3 separate regions of the Homo sapiens genome follow, and all the other regions are linked to region 1. A link is an interaction called in ENCODE POLR2A ChIA-PET data of the cell type or tissue named here. Cell type or tissue: OCI-LY7. All regions are shown on one strand.

Evidence for each region. Peaks named below come from ENCODE experiments on the same cell type or tissue, not always from the same donor. Only the 100,000 strongest peaks of a DNase experiment are listed, where the experiment ranks them.
Region 2: POLR2A ChIA-PET joins it to region 1 with 5 read pairs; 1 of 35 experiments calls an interaction of 5 or more read pairs at or near these places.
Region 3: POLR2A ChIA-PET joins it to region 1 with 6 read pairs; 3 of 35 experiments call an interaction of 5 or more read pairs at or near these places.

The regions. Positions count from the first base shown.
Region 1 is chr6:13,258,345-13,260,844 of GRCh38, reverse strand. All of the region lies in intron 10 of PHACTR1 (phosphatase and actin regulator 1), which reads right to left. Among named protein-coding and RNA genes, the nearest start is that of TBC1D7, 69 kb to the left of the region's middle. RefSeq lists an enhancer at 2,182-2,500. In OCI-LY7, no CTCF peak of the experiment used is centred here; DNase peaks (open chromatin) are centred at 489 and 1,214; H3K4me3 peaks cover 1,334 bases; H3K27ac peaks cover 1,069 bases.
Region 2 is chr6:13,453,451-13,455,950 of GRCh38, reverse strand. All of the region lies in intron 1 of GFOD1 (Gfo/Idh/MocA-like oxidoreductase domain containing 1), which reads left to right. Among named protein-coding and RNA genes, the nearest start is that of GFOD1-AS1, 32 kb to the left of the region's middle. In OCI-LY7, CTCF peaks have their summits at 972 and 1,172 (motif pointing left); DNase peaks (open chromatin) are centred at 90, 880 and 1,160; H3K4me3 peaks cover 1,329 bases; H3K27ac peaks cover 1,483 bases.
Region 3 is chr6:13,191,882-13,194,381 of GRCh38, reverse strand. The region is part of intron 7 of PHACTR1 (phosphatase and actin regulator 1); the gene reads right to left. Among named protein-coding and RNA genes, the nearest start is that of TBC1D7, 140 kb to the left of the region's middle. In OCI-LY7, no CTCF peak of the experiment used is centred here; no DNase peak of the experiment used is centred here.

The DNA of each region.
Region 1 (2,500 bases):
GGAGCCCTTATTTTACTAAACCTTTCTCTATTATATGATACCTTTGACTAATAGTCTCATATTTCTCTCTTAATATTTCCTAATTCCTGCTACTCAGCAGATCTCAGGTGTGATAAAAGCCCAGGGGTGCCCTATCCTTCAGAGTGGCTTTGGGCAGTATGATGCATGCCAGTCACCAGCTTGGGTCAGCCTGCTGTTTAACAAGTGTGAGATCTTGAATGAGACGGCATTCCTCTCTAAGCCTCAGCTTTTTCATCTCTGTGCGATGGAACAAAGAGAATACTTTAACTGCCAGTCCTGGTCAAAATTCTTAGTATTTTAGTGCTAAGAAGGGGCAGAGGAGAAGTTGGGAGGCGGGGAGGACATAGCTTGGTTGTTTTACTCCTCTGCTACCAGCCTTCCACCGCCTGACATTGCGCTAAGAATAATGCTTGAATTCACTCCACACCACAGCCTGGCCACAATGCCTCATTTACCTTCACTCCCTTATTCACAGTAGGACAACCCAGTAGCACATTCACAGTTTAGGGAAGCTGAGATGCCTCCTCTGATTCTACCAGGCAGAGGTAGTAGTTCTGTCTATGGAGTTCCCCATCTTGACGATGGCCTTATCCATTACATTGGTGATACCTGCGTACATGAAGATCTTCTCAGTTGGACGATGAATGCTCCAAAACCACCAATTACATCTTATTTATCTCTGTGTTCTTAGTACTTAGTACAGCAGCTGGCACATAATAGGGGCTCATTTGATTTTTTATGTTAAACAAATTAATAATCTCTCGCCCCTGGAGTTGTGCCCATGGGATGAATGAGAATGCTGGGCGTATGGGAAGGCATTCCTGCCACAGAAGAGGGGCTGCTGGGAGGGCTGAACAGCAGTTTTGCTTTTATTCCTCAGTACTATGCCCTTTTCTCTCTGCAAACTGAGCAGAACAACTCTTAATACTATTGATCCGCACGCCCAGCTCTTCCCAGGCATTTCCATCAATGATTTTCAAATTTCTGTCATTCCCCTTAAGCTAAGAACAGTTAGCCTGGCTAGAGGAGAGAGCACAGAGGGGGGAAGATGAACTGGGGCCCTGAGGCCCGCATCCTGGCCTGCCTGCACCACTCATCAGAAGGTCCCTTGAGCACATGACATCTCCTTACCCCTCCATGCCCAATTTCACTATATGACAAATGGTCATAATGACATCTAGCCCGCCTGCTGTGTAGGACTGTCAGGAGGATCAAAGGAGAATTAGATGTGAAAGTCCCTTTTAAAAATAAGTACAAAGCATGAAATACTATTTTTGGTAACTTGAAAAAAATCCCTTACCTGAAATAGATAAACAGGTTACGCTTAAAAGAATATTTTTGGCTTTATTCTCTGGAGGCTATGACCCCAGTGCAATGGCCTGTGGCTAAGATGAGACACTGAGATAATAACCCAAAAAAGTATTGTAATATTGCTGGTCATGTTGAGTGGAAATCACTTTTGGAGTAATGATGGGACTGTGTGTATTACTAGGCATCAAATCCATTGAAAAACAAAACAGTGAGACGGTTGAGAGCCTGCACAGTGAACATTTTCAGTATTATTAGGATTATTGGACATAAACCCCATGTCAGGATGATTCCACTTTGAAAGAGTATCTGAGTTGTTATAACAGAAATTAAGGTAGTTAATTACAACAGAAATTAAGACAGTCATTTCAACAAGGCTATTTTTACAAGAAGAATCCATCAAAATGAGTGCCAAAACATTGTGATGCCAAAAAGCTAGGAAATACAGAATAAAAGACAAATGTCCAGTGCTCCACCACTTTAAAGTGACTCAGGAGATTTGGTCACCTTTAGCTTAACTCCTCCAACCATCCCTGCGTGTATTATGTGCCAGAAATTGGGCTAGGCTTTCAGTTAGAGCTATATATAAAAACAACATCAGCAAGAATGACCACGCACAGATGATTTAAAAAGCTCTGCCATCAAATATAGACCATGTTTTATCTTTTGCTATTAGCTTCTCCTCACACCTTAAAAACTAAAATTTAGCCTTTGCTTTTCCCTGCTCCTTTCCAATAAAGAGCTCTACCAGGTACCTTTGGCAAAAAATGAACCTTCTTTCTAGGAGCACAAAGCATTTTTTAAGTAACCCTCTGTCAGAGTCTTCAAGAAGCTTAACATGATCTGATCAAAGGAAAAGACTGAGATTGAGGCAAAACTGGTGCAGGGCCACCACTGCCAATCATCACCCTTCACGAGACTAGTGGGAACAAAAACCACACTGAACTTATAACTTCAAGCCCATTGCTGGTCCTCTTGCTACAGCATTTTGTCTCTTTTCCTGATCTCTGCCGCTTGCCATGGTTTCTATGTCAGTGGTTCTCATTCCCGTAGCACCTTAGAATAACCTGTGTTACCTTAAACCTGGGCCACATTCTTAACCAATTAAATCAGAATGTATGAAAGTAGAGCTTAAGCACTGTTTTTTTTTTTTCTTTTTTTAAGACGGTGT
Region 2 (2,500 bases), 200 kb before region 1:
CAGTCAAGACAGAGGTATGCCTCTAGTAAACTCCCATCCTGTCTATTGGACAATGCTGTACCAAGAGGGCTGACGAGGCCAGTGTTAAACTGTGACCGACTGGGAGTTGAGGATGCTCCGGGTAATGAGTCCCCCTCCCTGTTAGCAGAGTTCCAGTAGGTGGGTGTTCCAGTGCCTAAGTGCAGGCAAGTCATGGGGCAAGGTGACCTTCTGTGCCTGTCATGATCTAATAGAGCTCTTTGTGTGGGTGTCTGTGCTTAATTTGGCTGAAACATTTATTTCTCTTCTGAATGGGCTTCCTTGTTTCACACAGAAAGTTGGCCCATGTGGGGTGCTGCTGACAGGCAGTAGCAGGGCGTCTGGTGGGCTACCGTTTTGGCTTAATGTTTACTCCTTTGCCTGCAGTTTTAGGCATCCCTCTGTCAAACTGTCAACCCTTGGTGAATATCATAGGATTTTCTCTTTAGAATAACCTGTGTTCGCATCCCAGGTGTTTTTATAATTCAATTCAAACCAATGACAAGGTGGCTTTCCCATTCGTGGTAGCCACCCGGCTGGGGACCATTCCCCACAGTTTCTGTGAGTCCAGAGTTGGCTTCACTCTCAGGAAACAAAATCCCTGATGGGCATCTGGAATTACCAAGGTGATTTAGTGATAGGGACTTCTAAAAGAGCTAACCCCAAGCACAAAACTCAGTTCGGGTTGGGTCAGAAACCTGACCCACCCCGCACCTCTCTGGGTGTATTGCTCACTGCCAGGCTTTGGGGCTGTTTCAGGAGGCTATGTTCTTACAGGGACAAGAGCCAGTGTGTGTGCGTGTGTGGGTGTGTGTGTTTGTGTGTAGAGCCCTGGTGTGTCAGGCACACGTGCAGAGAGATTTAGATCAGCAGACCTCAGATGACGAAACCCTAAACTCTAGCGGAAGCAACTGCATCAGATGGTGGAAAATCTCATCCAAATGCCTTTACAGTGTCTTTCAGGTTTTTGATATCAAGACAACCAGAAATTTGCTGTGAGTGACAGCCAGGAGGTGATGCTAATATCCTGGGGTCTGAAGATTCCTCCCCTCCCTCTACGAAACTCTTGCTCTGGTGTCCATTTGTGGGGCCACCTCTCTCCCCCTCTTGCAGCCCACAGAAGGACTGGGAAGCATTGACAGTGGTCCCCAGCTGCCACCTGCTGTCTGTGACTCATGCACTGTCTGTGGGAGGGTGGAGAATATCATCAGTGGGTTGCGGGGCAGAGAGTGGGAAGTGTCTGCTTTGTGGCTGATGTGTGAGTGTGGGAACATGTGTGCTCCTGGACGGGAGTGGTGGCATTGCTCATTCTGAGGAGCTGGCGGGTAGCATGGAAATGTGTCTTCACTTGGTTTTTTGGGTTTCTAGTTTCCTTTTTTCTTTTTTTAAGACATAGCTACTGAAAGGCCAGGAAGTAGGACTTGGGGGCATGCCAGTGAGTTGGAAGCCGCATTAATGTCCTGTATCTTTAGCTCTTCAGTCCAACAAAGGTGCAATTATTATGTTATGCACATGCCTTCTGCAGGATTATGTATTGGCATTGCTGATTCTAGCTAATGTCTTTTAGCAGTTTGATGGGCTTATATTAGTTTCCGGGAGTTGCCGTAACAAAGTACCATCAGCTGGGTGGCTTAAACAACAGAAATTAATTTTTTTCAGTTCTGGAGGCTGGAAGCTGGAGGTATCAAGGTGTGGGCAGGGCTGGTTCCTTCTGAGGGCTGTGAGGGAGTCTGTTCCAGCCCTGTCCTGGCTTCTGCTGGCCTGCCGGCAGTCTCTGATGCTCCTTGGCCTGAGGATGCATCACCTCGTCTCTGCTTTCATGTTCAGTGGGGTTCTGCCTGTGTGCATGCCTGTGTCTGAATTTTTCCTTTATATAGGTGGCACCAGTCATATTGGATTAGGGCCAACCCTCATGACTTCATCCTGACTAATTACATCTGCCACAACTCTGTTTCCAAATAAGGTCACATTCACAGGTACTGGAAGTGAGGACTGTGACATCTTTTGGGGAGACACAATTCAACCCATAATGAAAGCAAAAGGGGGTTTTGTGTTCCCCTTATGTGAGAGGTCATGTGATCATAGGTTATGGAGGCTGATGGCCTGGGATTGACAGCTGCCACTTACTAGCTGTGTGTCTTTAGGCAACTTGCCTGTCTTGTTTCCATATCAGTAAAATGAACAAATTTTAAAATATGGTTGACAGGTTATAATTTAATACACATAAAGTTCTTTAAAGAATACTTCGCATATTGTAGCTTTCACTAAATCTAAGTTGCTTCTGTCACTTCTGCTACTACCTCTATTTGACTTGCTTGTTTAAAGTTATGGGAATATAGTTTTATTGAGGATGCTTTAAAAAGGGTGAATTGAAAGGAATAAGGACATTGCCACCTGAATTTTTAGATTTATGTATCTTCAAATGACTCAATAATTGCTCACTCTAGGAAATCTGCAACTATGCATTGTGTTTTGAATACTG
Region 3 (2,500 bases), 66 kb after region 1:
CACCAGGCTGGAGTGCAGTGGTGTGATCTTGGCTCACTGCAACCTCCACCTCCTGGGTTCAAGCAATTCTCCTGCCTCAGCCTCCTGAGTAGCTGGGACTACAGGCACGCGCCACCACGCCCAGCTAATTTTTGTATTTTTAGTAAAGACAGGGTTTCACTATGTTGGCCAGGATGGTCTTGATCTCTTGACCTCGTGATCTGCCCACCTTGGCCTCCCAAAGTACTGGGATTACAGGCGTGAGCCATCGCGCCCAGCCCAGGAAACTGCTCTCAAAGAGTCAAAATGGTAGATGTCCTTCTAATCATGGAACAAACACCTGTTGAGAGGATCAGTAAGTATTTTGTGAGAAATTATAAATCACCTATATAAAAACACATCATATTGTTTATGTCTGCAGCCATGGACTGGTGCTGCTGCTCCTAGGGAGACCGGAAGAGAAGAATGCCCTTCAATTGATCACTGTGCTGTTGAACCTGGGCCTTCTGCAGGACAGGCATAAAGGAGGGTGAGAAATGCAGAGATGGAGAGATGAAAGGATCATTCATTCATCCAAGCAGATAGGGAATCAAATCAAAGTCACCACGTCATCAGGGTGAGCATCGACACATTCATCTGCTCTCAAAACATGCAAAACAGGAGATAGACGTATGAAGTTTGAAAGTAAATTGAGATCATATAAAAGAAAATACTGAGCTGGATGTGGCAGATCTCGCCTGTAGTCCCAGTTACTTGGGAGGCTGAGGCAGGAGGACTGTTTGAGCCCAGGAGTTGGAGATCAGTCTGGGCAACATCGAGAGACCTTGTCTCTAAAAAAATTTTAAAAAATTAGCTGGGAGTAGTGGCGCATGCCTATAGTCCCAGCTACTTGGGAGGCTGAGGTGGGATGATCATTTGAGCCCAGGAATTTGAGGATGCAGTGAGCTATGATCATGCCACTGCACTCCAAGTTGGACAACATAGTGAGACCGCATCTCAACATACACTCCCCAAAACTATATATATATATATATATATATATATACACAGAGAGCTATTAAGAGGTAGAATATTCATGGTGACAGTGTAAGTTCAAGCTAGATCCATAAATACTTTAAAGGAAAAACAAGGATGGCTGCAGCTCATCTCTTACCTTGCATCTCTTGGATGCAGGATGATATTTATTCACTGTTGGAGGTCACACTCGTATTTTTTGCATTTACAATGATGTTAATGGCTGGTCTAACTGTCTGTAGTTGGTGTGTGTAAGAGCATGCCTGTTTCCTTCCAAAATTCTTAGTGTACGGCCTGAGAACTACGGCTGGACCATGAGTTTGACCAATATGGATGACTGTCATGTTCTAACTGCTACTCTTTAAAGGGGTTGCTTTTACATCTAGGTTATCATGTTTCCTTCAAACACTACAGAATACAGGGGAATCAGGGTTAATTTATGGCAGAACTTAGAACTGGAGAACATTTTGCTAACTTCCCTAAAATGCAAGTATCCTGCTATGAAGATACAGGCAAAAGATCATCAAACTCCTCCTTCAGCAACAGGGCTTCTCTCCCTCACAAAGCCTCCTGTTCAGCATTAGCTAAGGACTCAGCAGGGAACACATCAGATTAAATCCCTGCCCTCATGAAACTTACCCCTGGGATGTTTAGAAAATATGCAAAAGGAAGGAAGCTTGGTGCCCTTTGCAATTTCATGTTGATGTTGGACATGCCCCAGTTTATTTATACATCCAGTTATAAATCCATCGAACAGCATTACTGTCCATCTTATTCACAGGAACAATTGAGAGACATGCTTGGCTGAAATCAAGCAATTGCTGCTAAAAAGTGCACAAAAGATGCTAACTTCCTTCTACAAAGTTAAATCCTTCCTCGTGACATTCACAGCTCTCCACAGTTTCACCACAATCCACTTTTCAGCCCCAATTTTCCTTACTACACCACAAGAATCCTACATCCCTGCTGATAGGACTATTTGCTATTTCTTGAACATAATAAGCCTTGTACCCACGTGCCTGTGTGTCCTTTGCATCTTGTTTAAGAACAACCTCCTCCTCCAATCCTACCTGTCAAAATCCCACTCATCTTTAAGGCTTGTCTTAAATAACTCCTCCTTAATGATGCTTTTTCTTGATTCCTCCAAAAGGATTTGACTTGTTATACTTGAATTTATTTAGAGCCATGTTTACATCTCCTCCTATTAAACATTTTCTGTAGCTTATCACAGCCTGCAGCTCCTCCCGCTGATGGCCTTAACCATTTTTGTACATTGTATGAGGGCTGGCAGAACACCTTGCACATAGCAGGCATTGAAAACATAAGTGCTGAGTGAATTAAATCTCCAACCTAACAGTGCTACAAAAAAGACAGGTATTTTGCTACGCTCTTTGCCCTGGTTATAGAAATCAGAGCAGAAAGCATCCTTTAAAAACTGTTTTAATCAACAGATAGTCCTTGTATGCACTGCAGAAAAAAAACTTCTGCATTTTGAGAATAGAAACAA